3 separate regions of the Mus musculus genome follow, and all the other regions are linked to region 1. A link is a loop called in an ENCODE intact Hi-C map of the cell type or tissue named here. Cell type or tissue: heart. All regions are shown on one strand. Region 1 holds the start of Gm40387 (a long non-coding RNA gene). Region 2 has its middle 54 kb from the start of Gm40387. Region 3 has its middle 70 kb from the start of Lsm3.

Evidence for each region. A loop is a pair of places that touch in the nucleus more often than their neighbours do. Peaks named below come from ENCODE experiments on the same cell type or tissue, not always from the same donor. Only the 100,000 strongest peaks of a DNase experiment are listed, where the experiment ranks them.
Region 2: it touches region 1 in a loop (1.9-fold over the local background); 2 of 42 quality-filtered maps call a loop at or near these places.
Region 3: a loop joins it to region 1, with 1.9 times the contacts of the local background. A loop is called at or near these places in 5 of 42 quality-filtered maps.

What each region holds. Positions count from the first base shown.
Region 1 is chr6:91,655,378-91,663,377 of GRCm38, forward strand. It overlaps Gm40387 (a long non-coding RNA gene), which reads left to right and starts at 5,360. Exons shown (of 3, transcript XR_869270.2): 1 at 5,360-5,612. In heart, no CTCF peak of the experiment used is centred here; DNase peaks (open chromatin) are centred at 885 and 4,914; H3K27ac peaks cover 3,156 bases; H3K27me3 peaks cover 319 bases.
Region 2 is chr6:91,602,529-91,610,528 of GRCm38, forward strand. No RefSeq gene overlaps it. Among named protein-coding and RNA genes, the nearest start is that of Gm40387, 54 kb to the right of the region's middle. In heart, no CTCF peak of the experiment used is centred here; a DNase peak (open chromatin) is centred at 4,293; H3K27me3 peaks cover 1,129 bases.
Region 3 is chr6:91,582,335-91,590,334 of GRCm38, forward strand. No RefSeq gene overlaps it. Among named protein-coding and RNA genes, the nearest start is that of Lsm3, 70 kb to the left of the region's middle. In heart, a CTCF peak has its summit at 868 (motif pointing right); DNase peaks (open chromatin) are centred at 177 and 3,377; H3K27ac peaks cover 738 bases; H3K27me3 peaks cover 2,320 bases.

The sequences.
Region 1 (8,000 bases):
TCTGACAGTGAGCAATAGCACTGAGCCCTAGGCTGGTCACAGGTCAAAGGAGCTATCCATGAGGAGTCCCCCTACTATCTGCTGCTGTTAGCTCAATAAACAGAAAGCAGGTCTCTGACCCTGAACAGACAAAGAGAACCCAGGGAAAATGTCAAAACCAAATCTGCCTTCACATTTGCTTCTAGGGCGCCCCCTGTTTGGAGAGCCTTTCCTTGGGTTCATCATGAATAACGCATTTTAAAAACAAACAAGCAAACTTGGCAGTAGTGACAAGAAGCTGAGGAGCCTGCCAGAGGGGCTCCGAAGCCAAGGGTCTGGCTTTGAGTCCTCACTCTGCCTCTTTGTAGCTGCGTGACCTTAGGCAGGCTTCATGCCTCTGTTTCTCCACCTGTGCAGTAGAAGGATAGCTCAGGACACTCCTCTAGTCTGAGAAATATACAAGGTCCCTCTTGGCTACATATGATGGGACAATCTATTTTTTTAAAAAGTCTGACCTATGGGCAACCCGGTGGCATGCAGACACCCAACCTGGGCGAGGCTGGCCTGGTCCACCCACTAGGCCTGCTGCTACCTGCCTGTCTCTCTGGCAACCCCCACCCTTACCCCCACCCCCAACACACATGCTCTGCCTTAATCCCCAGGTGTAAACAAGCTTAGGTTTCTAGGCTTTGTCCTCTCTCAGGCCGCCTCCCACACGCACATCCTGACCCCAGCATTGATGCCTAAAGCCCCCAGTGCCAGGCTCAGTACTGCCCATGACTGGCGCCTTGGTCTCCTCTTGAAATGGGCAATGACACCTCACTTGGTTGGGACATAGAACACAGCTGTCACTTGTCACCGCCTCAGCAGGAGGTGGAGACAGGCCTGGGACAGGGAGGGCTGTTCTGGAAACTCATTATCATCAGGGCTCTGTTATTCTCAATGTGTGACTCAAATACCTGACTTGCAGCCTGTCTTGCTCTGGAAGGTTCCACTGTGACCTTCTCCTGCTCACCCATTCCTAGCCCTGGGCCTCCTCTACTGGGACCCTAAGCCAGAGAATTCTGCTTCCTTGCCTCTCTGAACATCCCAGCGTGCTGGGCCCAGGGTAAGGGATAGCAGGACCAACAAGACAGCTCAGTGTGTAAAGGGGCTTGCTACCAAGTCTGATGACCTGAGTTTGATCTAGAACTGATCCCTAAAAACTGTTCTCTAGCTTCCACATGAGCCTCACAGTACACCCACACTTACATGAACATGAACCTACACAAATAAATGTAAAAAAAAAAGTGATTGTGTGTGCATGCGTGTGTAACAGTTGCTCCCTTGTGAGGTTATTGTAATGACTCCATAAGCCATGTGCCTGGTTCAATGTCAGACTCATATTATATACAGATTGTATGAGGCCAGAATCCTGACTCTATGGGATGGTTTCCAGCACCAAATTTGATCTTTGTGTATATGATAAAAATCCACTTTCACTCACTCACTCACTCACTCACTCACTCACTCACTCATTCATTCCTTGGTAGGCCCCTAGCTTGCCTCACAGCCAGCCCCCATGTTCTTACCTCCACAACAGTCAGGCCAAAACATGCCCAGCTCCTCTCTTCTGAAGCCTTTGAAGGCCCCTCCCAGCTATTCTCCTGCTGCCTCTGCTGGTGTCCCAGGGCCACCTCCTGACACAAGATTCCCAAAGGTACCTGGTGGTTTTCAGCTCAGCCACTACCCAGAGGACCCTGGAGCAGCCCCACTCACCTTTGCCTCCATCACACACACTCTCTGGGCCTCAGGCTGTCTCAGGACAGGACCAAACCTTTGAGTCATGCCTGCCACCACCTACTTAACCTGTGTGCTGCCCAATCTTCGCTGAGTTGTCCCCCTAGGGCCTCAGTTTCCCTACCTGGAAGTCTGAGTAGTGTCAGAGACTACAGTGTCAATACTGGTACACAATATTAGGCCATTCTCACCCAGGTCCCCAGACTCCTGTGTACCCAGTTAAGGTTCATTTTCTGCCCATCTGAGTGAGCACAGGGTAGGGCTGAGGTCTGACTGTGCCCAGTGCTGCATTAACACCCATCACTTAGCCCTCAGGCAAACTGAGGCATAGAGTGGCCACACCATAACAAGTGACTAGGATTCATACCATGGGACACACACACACACATACTCAAACACATATGCATATATACAACACATATATACACATACAGAACACACATATAACCATTGGAATAAGTCATTTTTTTTTTAAATTTATTTATTTATTATATGTAAGTACACTGTAGCTGTCTTCAGACACTCCAGAAGAGGGCGTCAGATCTCCTTACGGATGGTTGTGAGCCACCATGTGGTTGCTGGGATTTGAACTCCGGACCTTCGGAAGAGCAGTCGGGTGCTCTTACCCACTGAGCCATCTCACCAGCCCGGAATAAGTCATTTTATTGCCATTTTCCTTTTAACTTTACTATTAGTTTGTGTGTGACATCAGCACTCATGCCTTTGAGGTCGCATGTCAACTCCGAGGAGTTGGTGTGGTTTTTTGTTTGTTTGTTTGTTTGTTTTTGGTTTTTGGTTTTTTGAGACAGGGTTTCTCTGTATAGCCCTGGCTGTCCTGGAACTCACTTTGTAGACCAGGCTGGCCTTGAACTCAGGAATTTGCCTGCCTCTGCCCTCCGAGTGCTGGGATTAAAGATGTGTGCCACCACGCCCTGCAGGAGTTAGTTTTTTTTTCTCCTTCCACTTTATGGAATTCTAGGGAGCAAACTCCAGTCATCAGGTTTGCATGGCAAATACAGCTGAGGTATCTCGATGTCTTTTATTTTCTGAGACAATGTCTTACTACGTAGTTCAGCTGGCCTGGAACTCATGGCAATCCTCCTGCCTCAATATCTTGAGTGTCAGGATTACAAGCATATATGACCACTCTTGCTAGATAGACCCATTTCAGTGAGGGGCCTGAGATCCTAGGATCTGAACTGATGAGTGCAGACCCATATGGCTGGGAGGAGGTGGAACTGACTGGCCTCTGCCAGCTGCAGGACACCTGTTAAGGGACTGTCACATCAGGCAAGTTTCAGATGAGGTAGCCCACAGCCAGCTGGTTCTATTCCTCCATTCCTCTTCTCACCCTAGGGGTCTGCTATTCCCCAACTGGATGTGGTAAGCAGTGGGGGGAGGGGGGGGCGCTGCCTAACCAGGGCCACCACCTCAGCTGCTGCATCCAGCTGTCCCTGGTTAGAGGCTCCATGTCTCTCTTGATTTTATGCCCTGTCTGCCTAAAGTTTCATTGGTCTCTCTCTGCCTCTCCTCTCCTTTTCCCTCTCCCTCTTCCTCTGTCTCTCCTTCTCCCCCCCTCTCTCCTCTCTCCCTGTCTGGCGTCATTTCTGAGATAAACAATACCATTTCAGTGCCTCTTCAGCACCCAGACACTGGAGCATCAGATGTGACATGTACTTCCTGATAAGTGTCTTTGGACTGCAAGGGATGAAGCCACATAGCACTGGGGCCCAAAGACCCTCTTCCTTCTACTTCACACACACACACACACACACACACACACACACACACACACACACACACACACAGAGCCCCAATTGCTAGGTCCAAACATAGCAGCCATGCCCAGAGCTTGCAAGAGACACCGTCATCAAGGACCAAAGGACTCAAACTGAAGTATTAACTTCTGGAAAGGGCTCCTTGAGAACCCAGGAGGCTGATGTGCCTCAGTTTCTCTACTTGTCTCTTCTGCTTCTGTGGTCCGAGAAGCCTTGGATGGGGTGTGGTTGGAGCCTAGTCCCTCCCTGGCATGCATTCAGCCAGTCAGCCCTCAGTGCTTTTCTATACCTGCTAGTTTGAGGTCTGAGAACTCAGGTACCCTTTGGTCCTCTGTTAAAGGGAGGCTTGACAACCAGGTGCAATGTGCCTGGCATTCAACTCTTGGCTCTGCTTTTCTGAGCTATAAAAATGGGGGCAAGCCAGGCCTGGTGGTCCGTACCTAGAATCCTGGCTACTAGGGCTGTGAAACAGGAATACCCCAAATTCAAGATCTGCTTGAGCTACTGAGTGAGTTCAAGGTCAGTCTCAGCAATTAGAAAGAGTTTCAAATTTTTAATTTTAATTGAAAAAAAGAAGGGGACGGGCTGGGGTGGTGACTTCAGCCCCACTGTCACTCTCTAGCTACTTTCCTTTGCAGCCCACTGGCACTTACCAGAACTGACTCTCACACATACACTCAACCAACCCTGTCAGTGTCCCCTGCTGTCTGTGTCCCCTGTCACTGTCCCCTGCTGTCATGACACTTCCCATCCTGATCCTAAACTTTAACCTAGTCCCTCTGGGTAGTACTGCCTTCCTGACCATCCCCCAACCACCACCAAATCAGGGGCAGATTAGAATACTGGGCTAAGCTCAGGCCACATGCACAGTATCACACAGGGGCACCAGGAGCAATGAACAGATAGACTGTTCTGAGTCCTAAAGTAGGGGATGAGCCTAGGGCCACAGACCTTCCCTGTGCTACACCCAAGCTCCTGAATGCACCTATGATCTCTGTGTTCTGCCCTGATTTGCATGTTGGACATCGAACCCCAAATCACACTCTGTGCTGGAGCTACAGCCAAGCTCCTGCACACACCTGCCACCTCTCAGTCTAGGGTGGAGCTGCTGTTTGGCCTCAGCTATCTCCCCCTTGAGGGTGGTTCTGAATAGAAAAACCAGCAAAGGTTAGAAGAAGCCAACCCTTAGCATCCAGGGACACCCATATGTGGCTTTGCTTGGCCCTGCCACTATCCAAGCTAGGACACTTTCTGAGGGGGCCCTAGGTTGGCTCTGTCTGCAGACTCCTGTTTATGCTTAACCAGTGCCTGGTGCCGGAGTAGTGTGTGGGTAGGCAGCTCTCCCAGCAGCAGCTGCCCCTAGCAGGAAGGGCAGGGCCTGTGCCAGGCACAGAGGGTTATTGCCCTGAGGGGTGGGGAAGCTGTGGAAACTCTGAGAGAAACAACTGTTGCTCCCCAGAGATGGGGAGGGAAAGGGGTGGAGAAAGCTGGAGGAGGGGTTTCTTCCTGTGCTGGGTGACATGATATATTTTAGGGCATGAGCTGACAGCTGAATTGTGTAGCCTTGATAATGTGGGCAAAAGCTGCTAGCCTTGAGTCTAAGCTGCAAGGAGGTCTTCAGAGGCCTCTCACGGCTAGGGTTTGGGTTAAACCTTAACCTACATAATGGAAGGAAGATAGTCCCTCCTCCTGAAGCCAAATGTGGGATCAAGGCATACCTACAAAGACCATCCCACCAGCAGGGGGTGTTCTGGGGTGGGGTGGGGGAGGGGAGGAAGGGAGGGAGGGAGAGAGAGAGAGAGAGAGAGAGAGAGAGAGAGAGATTGATTTTCTAGCTGGCTTCCTGCCTATGGTGAGCCTGGCCCTGGATCTTTTAATTCGATTTAGTTAGTTAGTTTAGTTAGTTAGTCAGTTTCATGTAGCCCAGGCTAGCCTCAAGTTCACTATCAAGCTGAGTTTGATCTTGAAGTTCTCATCTTCCTGTCTTCGCCTCTCCAGTGCAAATGTCCCAGGCATGCATCAGCACGTTGGGTTTGCGTGGTGCTGAGGATGGACCCAGGGCTTGGTGCACGCTAGGTAAGAATTCTGCCACCCAAGCCGCATCTCCAGCCCCTCCATGAGTTTTAACTCTCAGATGTTCTGGGTAGGAATGATTAGTCCCACGTTACAAACTGAAGCTTAGAGTTCAGCAGCTCAGGCTGTTCCAATTCATTGTCCAGGGGAGAGCATGGCTTTTTTTTTTTTTTTTTTTTTTAAGAAAAAAGGGTTGTGTGTGCGTGGAGGCGGCCATCTTTTAGTAAGACAGGGCCTCATACTGTACTTCAGGCTGGCTTAGAACTCACTATATAGGCCAGGCTGGCCCACTCATGGCAATCTTCTTGCCCTAGGTGCTGGGATTATAGGCCACCATGCCCAGCTGAAGAAGTGTTCTACATGCCCACTGTGGTCTATATGCTGTGTCCTCATCTGGGATTATCTGGGATTGAGGATGGTTGCTTTTTTTTTTTTTTTAAGATTTACTTTTCTTATTTATGTGTCTGTGGGGGTATATATATATATATATATATATATTCGAGTGTGCATGTGCGTGAGTGTACAGAGGAGGGCTGGGGGAGGGGTCAGATCCCCTGGAGCTGGAGCCACCGACAATTGTGTGTCCCTCAGTACGGGTGCTGGGATCCGAACTCTGGTGTTCTACAACAGTGACAGGTACTCTTAACTGGTGAGCCATGTCTCTAGAACTGAGGGTGTTCTCTGATCTTGAACAATCTCCTGGTCAAGTCAGGTCCCATTCCTGACCATCCCCTAGGGATGAGATGGCTCCCAGGGTCTCTCCTTGTTTATTTTTCATATCATTTAATATAAAGGATGGTGGGATCCATATCACTGGGGACCCGCTTGTGATTTTCTGTTCCTTAGAAGCTGGCTGACTCCCCTCAGGCTTTTAACCTCTCTGAGTCCCATTTTTCTCATCTGTAACAGGAAAACAAAAATCACACCACCTGCGTATAAACTCTATAGAGTAACAAAAATGAGTGAACCGGACCAACACAGATGAATCTTGGGGATGTGCAAAAAGACAGGTTGCAAACGATCATCCATCATGCCCTTCTTCTAGTAAACATGAAGGTTGTAACTCAGTGGTACCACCATGGTTAGCACACGGGTGGCCCTGACCAGTATGAAGTCACACCCAGCAACTGGGAAGCTGAGGCAAGGGGACTGTTATTAGTAAATCTCGTCTGGGCTATATAGCAAGTACGAGGCTAGCCAAGGGCTTATAGCAAGTTCTTATCTCAAACAAAACACTCAGCACAAGAAAACAAAGGAAAAATACTCAAAATACATAAACATGAAAAATACTGACATTTGTCTATATTCTTTGTAGGTAGATATGTATATAAAAATAAATTTAAAAATGAATAGGGTTAGAGTTGAGACACGCCAAACACAGGAGTGGCTCCCTTCGGTGAGGTCATGGAGGGGAAGCTGTCTACAGTCAAGGTCTGCCATGATTTGACCTTCAGTCTCGGTCAGTCCATCCCTACTTGTCCAGCTGCGCTGGCCAATTATGATGGCTGGGGCCAGCACGGTGACCATGAAAAAGTCAACCACAGCTGATCCCAGCAGAGGGCTTTGTGTAGTTGTTTTGTTTGGATTCAGGGTCTCATGTAACCCAGCTGGCCATGACCTAGCTATGTGTCAGAAGATGAGCATGAAATTCTTGCTCCTCCTGCCTCTATCTTCTGAGTGCTGAATTACACGTGTGGGCCACCATACACAGTTCAAGAGGCTGAACACATGGGATCCATGCCTCTGAGCCAATCACTCAGCAGCTGGGTCACATCTCCAGACCTTCAAATAGAGTTCTGTGGGGAAGGGGCGATTGGTCCTTTGTGCCTGGGGAGAGTCATAGGAAGACATCAAGTGTCCTGCCAAAACACTCTCCACCTTATTCCCTTGAGACAAGTCTCACTGAACCTGGAGCTCATCTATTTTTGTGCATTTATTTTTCTGGGTTTTTTTTTCTTGTTTTTTGTTTGTTTGTTTGGTTGGTTTTGGTTTGTCACTGGTTGTGTATCTTGTCTCCCATCCCCACTAGGTTGGTGGCCAGAAAGTGCCAGCAATCCTCTGGCACCACCACCACCCCCATTCCCCACCCTCCCACCCCAGTGCAGGTTACGAGCTTTCTGCACCGGTGCTGAGGATTCAAATTCAACGCCTCATGCATGCACAGCAGTGCTCTACAGCTGTATCCCTGAGGCCCTGTCGTTTTGAAGGAACACTGATATGCCTGCCTCTGGGGTTGCACATATATCTGGGCAACCGCCTTCATGTTGCTATTTTGTTTCCTTGTTTTTAAAAGAATTATATATATATACTGTAGCTGTCTTCAGACACACCAGAAGAGGGTATTATAGATGGTTGTGAGCCACCATGTGGTTGCTGGGAATTGAACTCAGG
Region 2 (8,000 bases), 53 kb before region 1:
GTATAGCTAGGTATAGACATGGCAGGATGGAGCTTGGAGGTTGGGTTGACTTAAATGAGCTAGTTGAGAGTGCCCAGCTAAGACCTAAGCTTTGAAAGGTCTCAGTGTCTTATTTTTGGCTAGTGGGTCACCAGGGTCCTACAATATTTTCTTAATATGGGAGAAGGATGGTCCCCAGTGGCTACCCATGTCACTTCCCTCCTACTCTGTTAGGCTACTTCCTGTGTTTGATTTGAGTAAGAATGACACCCCCACCCCACCCCCCAGCTTGGGACTTTGGACTAGAAAGGCAGTCAAACACATTAAGTGGGACTTAACAAGCCATTCTAGTAGGAGCTTGGAAGACATCAGTGCTGAGAGCAATATGGACTATGGGGCTGAGTTCAAGAGGTTTCAGAGGGAACAGTATTAGCAATTGAGCTCATGTTCTTGTGCTATCTCGGCAAAGAATGTGGCTATTTTCTGCCCTTGTCCTGAGAATTTGTTGGAGGCTACAATGAAAAGTAATGGGCTAATTTCTTCATCTGAAATTTCAAGATAGCCTAACATTGATTCTGCAGCATGGTTATTAGTAATCAGTGTTAGGCAGGTCCACAATGAAAAAGAGCAAGTGGGACAAAGAGAGAAACAAAATGCACAGTTTAGAGAGAAAAAGAAGAACAGAACATGTAATACTGGAGCCAAAGCTTGTGCTTAAAGAGATAAAGAAAGGTCTACTCTGCCCTGGGATCATGGTGGGCGAGGGCGGTGGGCTCAGGTCACCCTCTACCCTTCTAAGCTTCCGACTTGTGAAAAGCAAAAGGTCTAAGGAATTTTCTGTTAAGAGATCCTGAGTTCAATTCCCAGCAACCACATGGTGGCTCACAAACATCCATAATGGGATCCAGTGCCCTCTTCTGCTGTGTCTGAAGACAGCTACAGTGTACTCATATAAATAAAATCAATAAATCTTTTTTTTTAAGCAACAACAAATGAAAGCAGCTGCAAGTGTGATTGAAGGGGGCTCAAATCCAACCCAAGCAGGCAGCTGAACCATCCACGCGGTCCTGGCTTCAGTCATGCAGGCTGAACAAGTGAAGGGGTGTGGACCCTCCCTCTGAGATTCAGGACAGCCATGGAGGCCAGGCCTGTGGCAGGGGAGACCCTGCATGGAAGCCCTGAAAAGCCATTGCATGAAGCTGTGGACGTGAACCTAGGATTACAATGGAGACCCCAGGATGCTAAAGATCCCAGAGCCAAGGGACGTCTACCAGGGAGGGCTGCAGAGTGTGTGGAACGGAGCCAGATCAACAGAGGAATGTATGTTGCAGTCAGAAAGCTGGAAGGCCAGAACCGTCAAGACATTTTGTCATCAGACACGGAGCTGCAGGGTTTGGCGTTTGCCCTGCTGGCTTTCAATCTTGCTTTGGTCCAGTGTCTCCTTACTCTATACCCTACCCACCCATTCCTCATGAGAAACGGTAATGTATACTCTTTTCTTTTTCATTTTATAGGGGATTACAGTGAAGACATTGCCTTGAGTCTCAGAAGGACTGTGGACTTCTAAACAGTGTTGAGATTGAAAGACTATGGAGACTTTCGAAGTTGGACTAAATGTATTTCGCCAGACCAGGAAGCTGAATGTGTTGGTTTGAATGAGAGTACTCCCTCAGTCCCTTCTCATAGTTTTGAATACTTGGTCCCCAGTTGCTAGGACTGTTGGGGAGGGGTTAGGAGATGTGGTCCTGTTGGAGGAAGTGTGACACTAGAGACAGGCTTGAGGTTTCAAAAGACTCATACTATTCCCAGCATGCTCTCTGCCTCCTGCTTGCAGATCAAGACGTGAGCTCTTGGTTGCTGCTCCAGCCACCTGCCCCTCTGGAATCATAAGCCCAATTAAACTTTCTTTTATAAGTTTCATTGATCATGGTGTGTTAGCAATAGAAGAATAACTAAGACGCTCCTTCAAGCAACACACTTTCCCAAATACCCACCGCACAACTGCTGCTACTCAGGGTACCACAAAGCCAGGTAATTCTGTGCAGGTCACAGAAACAGATTCTTAGGGGACATGCAAATCCGAAGAAAAGGCAGGAGTAAGGGAAGGAGGGACCATCAGAGAGAGCAGCACAGAGCAGTGATGACAAGATGACAAGACCGCAGGAGAAGGTAATCTAGGCCAGAGGAATAGCTTATACAAAGGTCCTGAGGCAGGACTAAGCAGCAACACTGAAGAATGGCCAATAAGAGTATGGTTGGAACACCGTGAGCAAGGAGTTCAGGGAGTGTGGGAGCAAAAGCAAAGACACCCCCATTTCCTCCCTTCCCCTCAGCACCCCCACCTGCCCTGTATCCTCTTCTTTCTCATTTCCAGCTCCTACCCTGAGGAAGACAAGACAAATATTCCCCTGGCTGGAGGCTAGACCCCTTCACAGTGGACGCTGTCCTGACCTCTCCTGCTCCTGAAAGCACTGTCCCACGCTGTTCCCTGCTCTCCCCTACCCGGCTGTCTGCTCCAGTCTGCTCTTTCAGATCCAGATGAGACCCTGTCTCTCCCAGAAACCTGCTCTGGTGGCCCAGGGTACCTCAGCAGCTGCACCTCCCCCACCTCCAAGATCGTACGCTCCAGGAGTCACAGAAGTAGCCAGCTCCTCTCTGTGCCCCTGTCTAATCGTGGTCCAAGAATGGAGCTGTGTGAGGAGAATTCTGAGGGTTTATGAGAAAACTCCAAGAAAACAAAAAGAGTTTTGTGTCCGCCGTTTCTTCAAAACACAGAATTGTTCTTGGAATGTGTGTTTCTCTGTCCTTCCCAGGTAGGAGCAAGCTTAGTTGAGGTCATTCTTTATAATTGGCCACTATTATTTGTTCATATGCCTCTATGGAAAATGTGGTTTTGCTACATGAGGCTTGTCCTTGTGATTACACACCTTATTCATATGATTTTTCTTAATCCTCGGAGTAAAAAAAAAAATCTGATATTCCGAATAAAGTTGTCTATTATTGCATGAGACTTCAGTCCTCATTAATCGGCTCCATTCTCCCAGGTGACACAGCCTCTATAGCAGTAAGCATGTCCCCAGCCCAGAGCTCAGAGTTTGGCCGGATATGTAGGTAACACTTCTGTGGCTTCAGGCTAAGACTTCCAGCACCCTATCTCCTCCACCTGCCCTCCACTGTACGAATGACTTGGTTTCAGCCACTCGGGCCTGTTTGCTGACCACTAAGGAGATCTGGTCCTTCCTGTCACCCCAGCTATCCAGTGCCACCTCCTCCCCCATCTTCTTTAAAATTAAAAATGATGATGTGTGTGAGAGAGAGAGAAAGGGAGGAAAGAAAAGGAGGGAGGGGGTCCTGGCGTGACACACATATGGAATGAAAGACAACTATATGGCATCAGTTCTTTCCGTCTTTACATAGGTCTGAGGGATCAGACAGGAAGTTTCCAGACTCTCGGCAAGCACCTTTACCTATTGCACCATCTTGTCGTCCCTCCCCCATGCCTGATCCATGTTCTTAACCCAAATTCCATCAAAACAGAAGGAGTCATGCCAGACTTAGGATCAGTTGGCTAATTCACTGAATGACTTCAGGCAAGTTCTTCCATCTCAGTTTCAGAGTGTGTCCTTTGGCCTCCAAAGCCACAGTCTGAGGATGGAGAGGGGCCAGATATGTGATAGTACACAGCTGAACTTTGGGGTCTCCAAGGGCACTGTGGTCACCTCAGGATCCCTCTCGGTATCTGAAACTCAGCCGCTTCCCAGTAAGCAGGTGAAAGGGAAGCAAGATGGCACATGCCAGTGGCAGGTCTGACAGCCACTCACTATGACAGGCATGCTAATAGAGGCTGTTGAATGAGGAAGAGTATATCATCATTACCTCTGCAAAGACTCAGATGAGACATCACAGAGGGGATGGGACCCACCTAAGGCCATACAACCAATAAAAGGCAGTCGGCCCTTGCACCTGCGTCTACACATCCCAGTCCTGTGAGCCTGAGTTCAGCCCTCACTGTAACACCGAAAGTTGAGCAAGGCATCCAGGGAAGGCATCCAGTGGTCAGTCAGTCAAGCAAACTGAAGCAACCAGTGAGCAAGAGAGGCAGGATGTAGAGCCGAGCCCAGGGACTCCCACCCGAGTTCTTTATTGGGCTGCAGGTTCACAGATGGCTGGGGAGTGCAGAGCTTTTATCTTCCCCCTGCTTCTCCCTTAGCCTGGCTTCTGTGTCCAAGGGCTTTGGAAGCCAGTTTAGAAGAGTAGCTATGCTGAGAACAGGACACAGAGTGCCCATGGAAATTCCAGGCGCCAAATCAAAGGTGGGAGCTGAGGCTTGGCAGCACCTCCGTGCCCTGAGTGCCCGTGTGGTGGTGTTGCTTAGAGACCCGACCAGGCAGGAGCCAACTGCTCCTCTGTGATGGCCACACATTGACTGTGGGGCTCAGTGTAACTCTGGGCACTGTCTGTAGATGGAAAACAGCCTGAGTCCCAGGATGGAAAAACAACCCCTGTTTTGGTGTCCTGATTCGTCTTTGCTGTCTTCGGCCTTGAGAAGGGGGAAGGGAGCTTAGGAACATGGGTTTGGCTCCTTCTTAGCCAAAGGGCACAGCACCTCGCTGTTCACAGCCAAGGCTGAGGTCACTGTCTTCCTCCTCCCTAGGAACACACACTAGTTGCTCAGATGCCTCAACGAACCTCCGGAATCAAAAACATTCTTAATGCTATACCAGGCCCATACAAGCCAAAATACTGGCTGAAAGGTCTACCACAGGGCTTTACATATTGTTCTGTTCTGAGTTACTGTAACAAGACACTTGAGATGGGCGTCTTAGGGTTTCTATCACTGATGAAACACCATGACCAAAGCAACCTGGGAAGAAAAGGGTTTATTTGGCTTACACTTCCACATCATTGAAGGTAGTCAGGGCAGGAACTCAAACAGGGCAGGAATCTGAAGGCAGGAGCTGATGCAGAAGCCCCAGAAGCATGCTGCTTACTGCCTTGCTCCCTCATGGCTTGCTCAGCCTGTCTTCTTACAGAACCCATGACCACCAGTCCAGGGATGGCACCACCCACAATGGGCTGAGACCTCCCACATTAAGTACTATTTAAGAAAATGCCCTACAGGCTTGCTTACAGCTAGATCTCTTTTGAACATTTTCCCCGATTGAAGTCCCTCCTCTCTGATGACTCTAGCTTGTGTAGAGTCGACATAAAAACCAGCCAGCACAGTGGGTGAGTCGTATAAAGAGACAGGTTCACTGAGTTCACAACTTTGGAGGCTGAAAGTCCAAGATCTGACAGTCCTACCCATGTACCCTTTGGAAGGGCCTGACGGGCAGATGTGTGAGAACTGCAAAACCACTCGTGGGAGGAAGTGGGAAGCCACAGGGTGGCTTGGGAAATGGACTTGTCCTTGTGAGGACCTGCTCTCCTGAATATTTCCCTGACTGTTTCTGAGCACAGCTTCCCCAGATACTGCCTTCCCAGAGGACCAATCTCACACATCATTACACTGAGAACCATAATGCCAGGGTATGAGACCTTGGGAGCCAAATGCAAACCGCAGAGCGCTGACAAGTCCCTTCCCACCGCTCAGTCACCGTGGCCTTGATTGCAGTATGAATCGGCCTTGAAATCCCGTGTGCAACCCAGGCCCCAGAATTCTGTGCAAGTTAAGTCACTGGAGCCTTCTAAGTCTGCGGAGATTTTTATTGATTTTATGAATAGAATTAGGATCATAGTCTGAATAAATCACACAGGGAAAAAAGGGGGGAAGAAGGAAAGAAGGAGGAGAAAGAGAAGAAGAAGGAAAAGGAGAAGGAGAAGTACAAGAAGGGAAAGAGGAAAAGAGGAGGGGATGAGAAAGAGGAAGAAGAGGATGGGATGAGGAAGAGGAGGAAAGACAGGGTAGGATGAAGAGGAGGAAGAGGATGAGATGAAGAAGAGGAGGGACAGGGTGAAATGAAGAAGAGGAGGAAGAGGCAGGGGCAGCTAAAATCAGTGTTAAATGGTCAAGGTAATTTAAAGTAAAGACTGGACAGCGGTCAGATATGTTAAGTATGTTCCCACCTGGCTTTGGGCTCATCCCCGGAGTTTTCAGGGGGAAGTAACTTCAAGACTTTTATGTGTGCAGCTGAAAGAAGGACTGGCTGGGCAAGGGGCACCCCTAGAGACTCAAGGTTTTGGAAAGGCCCCTTAGGTATTCACAAGGTAAGTCCAAGAGGTATGGAGACCCAAGCTTAAAATCCGGCATGGAGTCCAGATGGACATCTCACGGGAGACTCCAAGGCACATATGCAGACAGGGAAAGACCATTGAACTGCAGGGCACCCCCAACATGCCTGTGTTAGGAGCAGAGCAAATAGCAGAGACAGCTGAGAGGAGTCATGAGAGGGGCAGAGAAAGGGCCTCATGCCCATGGAGAGAGGTGCTGCTCAATAGACTGGAGCAGAGTGGGCAGCCCCCGTGCCAGCATGGCCCAAACCACATTCTCCTTCCAGCACACACACACACACACACACCTCAGCATCTCACTGTAAATGCCCACCCCCTCCTTTTGTTTATATATGTGTATATGCACTCATGTATATATGTATGTATGTATATATGTATGTATGTATGTATGTATGTATACATATGTATGTATGTGTTGCAATTATCTATCTGTGTGTATGTGTGTGGTTGCATGGGTATCACTGTGCCCAGGGGAAGGTCAGATGACAAGAACAGGAGTCATTTCTCTCCTTCCATGATATATGTCCCTGGAGGTCAAACTAAAGCCTTCAGTCTTGGTAGCAATTGCCCTCACCCACTGAGCCAAGTTGCAGCCACTCAATTTTTTATTGGTTTTTGCTTTGTTTTGTTTCTATTAAAAAGAAAGATAGAAAGGAAGGAAGGAAGGAAGGAAGGAAGGAAGGAAGAACGTATGAACGAAAAAGAAAAGAAAGAAAGAAAGAAAGAGAGAGAGAGAGAGAGAGGGAGGGAGGGAGGGAGGGAGGGAGGGAGAGAGAGAGAGAGAGAGAGAGAGAAAGAAAGAAAGAAAGAAAGAAAGAAAGAAAGAAAGAAAGATGAAAGAAAGAAAGATGAAAGAAAGAAAGAGAGAGAAAAGAAAAGAGGGAAAGGAAGGGAAAGAGAGAGAAAGAGAGAGAAAAGAAAAGGAAAGAAAAGAAAAGAAAGAAAAGAAGAGAAGAGAAAAGAAAAGAAGAGAAAAGAAATTGACAGCTTCTCAGAGGATTAAGTGACTAAAACCCCACCTTGGCCTGCATTCAAAGGTCCTCTTTCCAACATGTCCCTTTCCAAAAGCGACAAAGACAATCACAGAGACAGCACAGGGTTTGCTGGCACCAAGGTGGGAAAGGATCCAAAAACAATGAAAAAATATTTGTTGAAGGTTTTAACAACTGAAAGACACCCCCCCACACCAATTACCCCTACCTCCCTGCTGCCACCTTGGCTCCCAGACTCTAACCTGAGCTGGGCTCTGAAGCAAAGAAAGGCCTGTTGTGTCCAGGCTGTGGGCCCCTGGTGGGGGATTAATCTGCGGGGAACCTGGTCCTGCCCAGGCCTCCTGAGGCCTTTGTGCTTCTGGGCAGCCAGGCCTGGAGACTCTGCTCTTGTTTCTTCCTTGGGCCTCTGAGGCCTTGTGCCTGGACCTGCAGTGGCTCCCTGACCTCAGGACTTCAGAGCAAGGCAAGCAGCCCTCTGCTCCACAGTGCCGGTGCCACCCTCACAAGTTTAACACAAAAGGCAGAGCTCACTGGAATCTGTTAGGAACTACTGACTCTAAGCATTTCCTAGGCACCTAAGACCTTCCAAAGCCTGCACCCACGCTTCTTACTCCTCCGAGCCTCTATGATTGCTAATCCGTGGTATGTTCCTCCTCTCTCTTCTCCCCAGTCTCTGCATGTTCAAATTCTCTCCATCTCACAAGACCAAGACAATCATGGAGTTTCATTTTGTCATGCTTGCTGTGCAGGTATGCTCACTGCAGAGCACCCATCTCTATTTGACAGCAGATTCCACAG
Region 3 (8,000 bases), 73 kb before region 1:
AAAAAACCTGAACAAAGCAACTCCAAACTATTGCTTCTTTTTTTTTTTTTTTTTTAATTTTGAAATAGTTTAAGACCCACAAGAAGTTGCAAAAATAGTCCCAAGCTCTCCCAGGCACCTTTCACCCCACTTCTCCTAGGAACAACATCTTACGTAACCATGGCACACTGTCAGAGCTGAGAAACTGACGGGTGCAGCGTGACTGACTGGGAGGCAGACCTTATTTGGACTCCGCCAATTTTCACATGTGTGGGGTTGTTTCAATGGCTTGTGTTTTCTTCTGTGGTCCTTTATAACATTTTTTCTCACACAGGGAGAGTTTGTGGATTGGGATAGAGAACATGCCAGTCACTGCAGAGAAAGTCCTTTATTTTAACACTTTAGGATCTCGCCTTCAGAGCTGGAGAGATGGCTCAGCAGTCCAGAGTGCTCACTGCTCTACCAGAGAATCCAAGGTCAGTTCCCAGAATTCACATGGAGGTTCATATCTGTCACTCCTGCTTCAGGAGATCCAATACCCTCTTCTGGTCTCTGAGGGCACTACACTCACACATGCACATAGCCCCACATATAACACACACACACACACACACACACACACACACCTCTAATTTAAAATAAAACAAAGCTTTAGAGTCCTCCCTTCCCCTCCCCATCCCTAGCCCCTAGCAGGCCCTGATCTCTTCATTTATGTCCTTTGTATATAGTCATTCATGTATATAATGTTCTTCGTATATAATCCCCCATGGCTTTAGTTATGTACATTGACAGTGCTGTATAAAGACAATGATGTCATATGTCTAAACTTTTTTTTTAAAGATTTATTTATTATTATACATAAGTACACTGTAGCTGTCTTCAGATGTGCCAGAAGAGGGCATCAGATCTCATTATGGGTGATTTTATGGGTAGTTGTAAGCCACCATGTGGTTGCTGGGATTTGAACTCAGGACCTTTGGAAGAGCAATCAGTGCTCCTACCCGATGAACCATCTCGCCAGCCCAGGTCTAACCTTTTAAGATTAGAATTTTTTTTCCTCAGTGTAATACTCTTGAAGTCAATTCAAGCTATTTTTTTTTTTATCAATGGTTTCCTCCTTTTTATTGCTGGGTAATACTCTCTATTATGGAGGTAACCTGAGTTTGTTTAGTCATTCACCTGTTGAAGGACTTTGGGACTGTTTCCAGTTTGGAACCTTTACAAATAAAGCAAGTACCCATTGCTAGGTGTTCCCACTTGTCTGCTTTCATTTTTTCGAGACCAAATATCCAAAAGTCTAACAGCCAGGTCATGTGCTAAGCACACGTTTAATAATTCGATAAGTGTGTGTTCAGTCTGTTTCCCGAAGGAAAATTCCAGTTGCTCTATGTTCGTGTTGGCTTTTGCTGTCAGTAGCTCTAACACTGAGACAAAGCACCTGGGACAACCCACTTCAACAGAAGAAAGGTGTCTTACATTTCTCAGCTTTCGGAGTTCAGGGCATGGATGATTGGCCCCATTACTTTGGGGACTGTGGGAGTGGACAGTGGAGAAAGCTAGGAAGGGACATGGGAGAGAATCAGAAGAGGAGGGCCTGGGGTCCCTATTTTCCCTTCAAGTACATACCACCCCTTAATAGCCTACACTCTTTCTGAAGGCTCCACATTCCCTTGTAGAGCTGGGTACCACAGACAAAGCATTCAATGTGTGGGCTCTGGGAACAGCTGAGGCCAAAGCCACAGCCATAGCATTGACTTAAGTCAGCCATTTCATTAGGACTACCATGTTTGTTGGTTTTGGTGTTTTGAGACAGGTTTAAACATAGCCCATGCCAGTCCCCAACTTCTATGTAGTTGAGGTTGCTCTTGAACCTCTGATCCTCCTACCTCTACCTCCCAGGTTTGGATATTACAGACATGTCCCACCATGCCTGGCTGTTTTGTTACTTGGAAACAGAATCTTGATACATAACTTAGGGTGACCTCAAACTCCTGATCCTCCTGCCTCAGCTTCTCAAGTACTGGACTGACAAATGAATGCTAGCTCTGACCTCACAGCACTGGTATACAGTTCCCTCTGACTAGGGAAGCTAGGCATGTTTTCCTGTGCTTTTTTTTTTTTTTTTTTTTTTTTTTTTTGCCTGTCTCTCTGCACAAAACTCTGGACTAACCTGTAAGGAGAACACTTGGTTCTTTCTACCAGTGTTACCAAATTTGAAAGAACCCTAGCTACAATCCCTTGGCTTTGAACCAAACATAAACCTTTCTCCCTGACAGCTTTCTGTCTGCCTAAAACAGGGATTCTGTGGGGAAAGTGCTTCCTTTTGATGACATCAGTTTCATCCATCAGTTCCTTGCTTTTTCCAGTAATGCATCCTATTAGCAGGTAGACAGCTTCCTGGCCATTGTACAGACAGACAATGCACTTGGCCAGTTCCCTGTCTAGGGTCTCACTATCCAAACTGGTGCCTCTCTGACACAGCTCTGAGTGTCCATCCTTCTCGTGCTGGGAGAAGCCCCTAGAAACAGGGCTGCAGGTCAGAGGTCAGCATGTGTGCCTCCCACCTTGCCCCTTCAACGTCTGTAATGCCTCTCAACAACACATAGCTTTATCAGATTTGTTTAGTCTTGGCCAATTTTAGGAGTGAACAATGGTTTCTCCTTATGGTATTGGCTTTGATTTCTAGAAGGGCTTGCTGCTTAAGGTATTGGCTACTGTCCCATTTGTGTGTCTCCTGGCTGGGGCTTCTATAGGAACCCACGGAATGAAGGTCTGGGCTATGGCAATGCAAGGGCTCCCTCTTGGATCAGTCCTTACCACTGATGGCTTTACCACGAGGCTGAAACTGGGGTTCACACCGTATATCTCACCTGCAGCCATGAGACTCTCCCCATGCTGGCTCAGTGTCCCCATCAACAAAAGAACAGTACCAACTCTTAGGGATGCACAGAATGAAGCCTGGGACTCTCCATTGGCAGAATACTTTTCTAGACTGCAAGGCCCTGAGTTCAATGTCTCATGCACTGGCATGGTGATGCTTGCTTGTAATCCCAGCACATGGGAAATATAGGCAGGGGAATCAAGGCCAATCGCAGCCCCATAGGGAGATAGAGGCCAGCCTAATATATGAGACCTTCTCTTATGAATGAATGAATGAATGAATGAATGAATGAAGCACATATGAGTGCTGTCCAAGGCCCAGCTTTTTATTCCCCCCATCCTTAGGAGGTCTCACAGCATTCCTCTCCATGGCCCCAGCTCCCACTGGACTCTCGCCTGGCTAGACTTCCTCTTGACCTTCAAGAGTCTGTCGCAACTCCAAGATGTTCAGATATTCACCAGAGAGCTTCACATTGTCATGGGATCTCTGGCTGCCATGTCTGCTGCCCCAGTGTTCTGACCCTGAGGGCAAGCCCACCAACCACTTCCTGCCTGGGTGTCTGCTTCCATGTCACAAGCAGGGCCTGTCTGAGGGAAGCCAAGGATGGGTGGAGACAGGATATGGTACAGTCAGAAACCGACAGCCATGGGCTGCATATGTACTTGAAGTCCTGGAGAATTCCTGGCAGGTGGTAGCCTAGGCTTTGGCATCACTAGGTGACATCTCAATGAGACAGAAGGGGTTTTCCTGCAGTTCCTGAACCTGCCTAGAGATGGGACCCAGCACAGAGGAGGACACCCACCTCAGCTACTGCCTGGAGACAGTATGGACTACACAGTAGCTCAGCCACCTTGTTTTCAAGGCAATGTCACTAGATGTCATCAGCAAGATGAGACTCCTGTCAGAAGATCACAAAGGAAGAGCCTTAAAACAAAGCACCAAGCTTCCAGCCCAGGGGCTATCTGTCCAGCCACTGATCTGCAGGCTTAGCTCCTAGCCTGACTCTCTCCCTGCACAGGTACCTGCAGCCGTGGGAGGAGGCTCCTTCTCTGCTTTTCAGACTGTGTTTGGCTCCTGTGTGTATTTCCTGGTAACTGATGTACATGCCTCTTCTCCTGTTACTCGGTCTGTTGTTTGTTTTAACAGGCTTAAAGACTGAAAACTCAAGTTCCCTTCCCCCATAGCTGCTGACACCCTGCCAGACAGTGCCCATCTCCTGTCCTGTTTCTCGGGCTCCTCTCCCCTCAATCTCTCTCTTTTCCCTGTGAGTGTTGTCTCTCCTACATCACTCATTCCTTTCGCTTGGAAAGTAGGAGGTTGTAGAAATGCTTTTCCAGTTCTTCACCCCATTCGTGTTCCCAGGTACAGCTCTAAGAGATGGCTCTGCAGGAGAGTCCAGTTGGTCCCTTAAGGATTCGCATGAACTGCCCAGTTCTTTAGGCTGAATCAGGGTCAGCCCTCACAACTTCCTGGTGAAGTTTATTTAGTTGGGACTTGATTTGCTTTTTAGCTGTTCATCATGAATGAGGTTGTCTAGGTGATAGATATGTAGAACCTTTTTTTTAAAAGCAATATTTACTGAGTACCTATTGTGAATTAGTTGTAATTCTGGGCCTTTAAAGAACAATGGTGGAGACGACAGAAATGTTTGATTTTCAAATGTACCCTCTTCTAAGATCTCTACCTCCTGGCAAAAGGTGCAGTGCTCTCTGAAACCTTGAAGTATCTGCCCTAGTCATCCTGGGTCATGCTCAGCCTTTTTAGATTTGTCACAGCTGTCAGGCTGTGGTGACACACACCTTTAGTCCCAGCACTCCACAGGTAGTGGCAGGCAAATCTCTGTGAGTTTGAGGCCAACCACATAGCGAGTTCTAGGTCAGCTAGGGCTACACAGTGAAACCTTGTCTGAAGCAAAGCAAAACAAAACAAAACAAAACAAAACAAAACACCCAAAAAAAACCCCAAACAATGAAGAAGAAAAAGAAAAAGAGGAGGAGGAAGAGGAAGAAGAGGAGAAGAAAGAAAGAAAGAAAGAAAGAAAGAAAGAAAGAAAGAAAGAAAGAAAGAGAGGGAGGGAGGGAGGGAGGGAGGGAGAAAGAAAGGAAGGAAGGAAGGGAGAAAGAAAGAAAGGAAGGAAGGGAGAAAGAAAGAAAGGAAGGAAGGAAGGGAGAAAGAAAGAAAGAAAGAAAGAAAGAAAGAAAGAAAGAAAGAAAGAAAGAAAGAAAGAAAGGAAGGAAGAAAGCCCTACCCTGTCTCAAAAAAGAGAAATAAGGGGCTGAAGAGATGGGTCAGTTGTTAAGAGCATTGACTGCTCTTCCAGAGGTCCTGAGTTCAATTCCCAGCAACCATATGGTGGCTCACAACCATCTGCAATGGGATCTGATGCTCTCTTCTGGTGTGTCTGAAGACAGCTATGACATACTATGTGCAATTAATTAATTAATTAATTACTCTGTCACAGCTATCAGACCCTGTTTACAAGAGCCAGGAGCAATGGCTACCTGTGATCCTAGCACTGGGAATGGAAGAAGGAGTACTCAGAGCTATTCAGGGTAAACATAAGTTAGAGCAAGAGTTCAAGGCCAGCCTGAGCTGCGGGAGACAGCTTTAAAAATGGTTCCCACTGAGGTCTCAGAAGTCAAGACTTGAGCATGAGAGTCAGAGACATGCCTCAGCCCAGAACAAGAAAGCTTCTCTGGGGGAGATTGAGGATGGGAATCCCATGGATGCTTCCAGAATGAATGTTACAGAGAATAGCAAAGCCGGAAACTACAAAGCCATTCTGGAGGGAGTGAAAAGATAAAAGGAGCCAAGATCTCCAGGGACCCAGAGGGACGCTTATGCCGGACCTTGAGTCATAGGACTAAGATCTGCTCGTTGACCAGTACTCAATCAACAAGTATCTGTAAGTTCTTACCTTCTTAGATCCAGCGAGTGCCTTCACTGGCCTGCTTCTGCCTTTACCAGCCCTGTGTCAGGAACATGAGAGACCCAAGAAACAGACTTCCACAGTTCCTAGCCTAGCCTAAATGCCGGTAAGCTTGGGGTGGCTTGTTACATAGTATGACTGTAACAGAGCTATCGGATACAATTCTCTCTGGAAAGGCTGCTGGTAAGCTTCGGGGTGGCTTGTTACATAGTATGACTGTAACAGAGCTATCCGATACAATTCTCTCTGGAAAGGCTGATGTTCAGAGGTTATAGAAACCCCGTTAGCTGTCTATTCTGCTCCCCTCTCCCCTTCTTGCTGAACCGTGACTCGTGAAGTGTTAAGTATGTCATGACAGATGCAGAAGTACTGGGCCAGGGGGACAATAGACACCGCTGTGACAGAAGCTTCATAGTCCAGCAATGGCAAAAAGCCAGTCTCAGTTAACACTCCCAGCTCATGCTTGGATCTTGAACCTTCCATAAGGACCCCAGGAGACTCTTGAAGATCTAGAACATTCCTTTTTATCTCGTGCTAGATAAGCTCAGCTCCATCACTTACAGCTGTGAATCCTATCTAGGTCACACGGGACATTTATCATGCCCTGCCTGTGTTTCCTCGGTGACAGGTGAGGCTTCTCACAACAGCATCTAACTCCTGAGACTAAACAGAGTGGCCTGCGGAAGCAGGGTCTAGGATCAGTATACAGCAGGCACTCAATCCATGCTAGCCATCTCTACTGCATATCTCAGTCCTGGTTCTGAGATCTGAACCCTCATCTGCCACCCAGATGACCTCTGTGGGTGGGACCAAAGGTGCTTGTGACATCTGCTAGGCACACTTAGCCAAAAGACACTTTTTGACTTAGTGTCCTTAATTAGAAAGAAAGAAAAAAAGAAAAGGAGGAAGGGAAAACTTTTTAAATTGCTGGCATTTACAGAGTGTTAGTGTTAAGAGCCAGGCCCTCACACATATGATATCATTCCCTCAAAGGGCCCGTCCATTCTTGCCCCTGTTTACAGAAACTACAGCAAAAATAGGCAAGAAGGTACAGCAGGCCCTGTCTGCATTCCGTTCCTACCCGGCAGCCTTCACTCCTTTTTTGAAAAAAGACATTCCAAATTTTCTTTGGGGGAGCACTGACGCTCTTTGATGAGTCTAGGGTCAAAGCTGTCAATCAAGTTACCCTGCTTTCTTCTGGCTCACATGACCCAGGCCTGGGTGATCCTGGGACTTTGCCTCTTGAGTCACAGGTTGGGAAAGCCTGCTTCACCATGGCAACATTGTCTGTGGGTCCTTGAGCGTCTACACCCTAAGCACATGAGATTTCCACTCCAAGAACTACCTGTCCCCCTTCCAATGAGGCCCCAGCTATCAAGCTGAAGTCAGGCAGCCACTCTGGGACCTAGCCCACAATACCACAAGGTATTGGAATACCACAAGGCCATGTGGGGTTGGAGGCTACTAACACACACACAGGCTTGAATGCTGGAGGGAAGGGTCTTGTCTGGCAAGAGCATTGCAGGCGTTAGTGGGAAACATGCCCACTGTGACACTAGAAAGCCAAGTGCTCTGTGGAATCCCTCAGAAGTGGCTTCTCATCTACCCTCGACCTTCCAGACTAAGTTACAGTTCCACAGAACAGTTCCCAGCAACCCAACAGGCCCTTAAACCCCTGCCTACGATGCTCGTCTGATGGCAAGCAGTTCTGAATCATCATGAGCCTCCATGGGACCCTCTCCAAGGCTGGGGCTAAGGAGCCCCACCATGTCAGCAATCGGCCAGCCATCTTCCCTAGCTTCACACATTTGAGACCCATACTCCACGCATGGCATACTTGTGTTAAATTGTGTGTGTGGGGGGGGGGGGTTGGGGGGGTGCTTTAACTCTGTTAGTTCAGATGACCTGACTGATATCACCAGGGGGAAGGGCACAGAAATTGCTCTGCAGAAATAAAACATGATTGTGCATTAGAAACCAACATACTTTACAGACGTTCTATTAAAGCATCAAAGTGACGTCTCAGGGTTTGTCACAGCAGGATACCTGGCACTGCCCTGTGCTCCCCACCCCCAGCCAGTCCCCCCAGCCTGGTAAGTGGCCAGAAGAAAAAGTCCAAGGGAGGCAGACTAGAAACAGTTTCCCTAGGAGGTGATACAGTCTAAGGCCATGGTGTGTACAACACACTTGGTGATTAGGGAAACAGTGGTC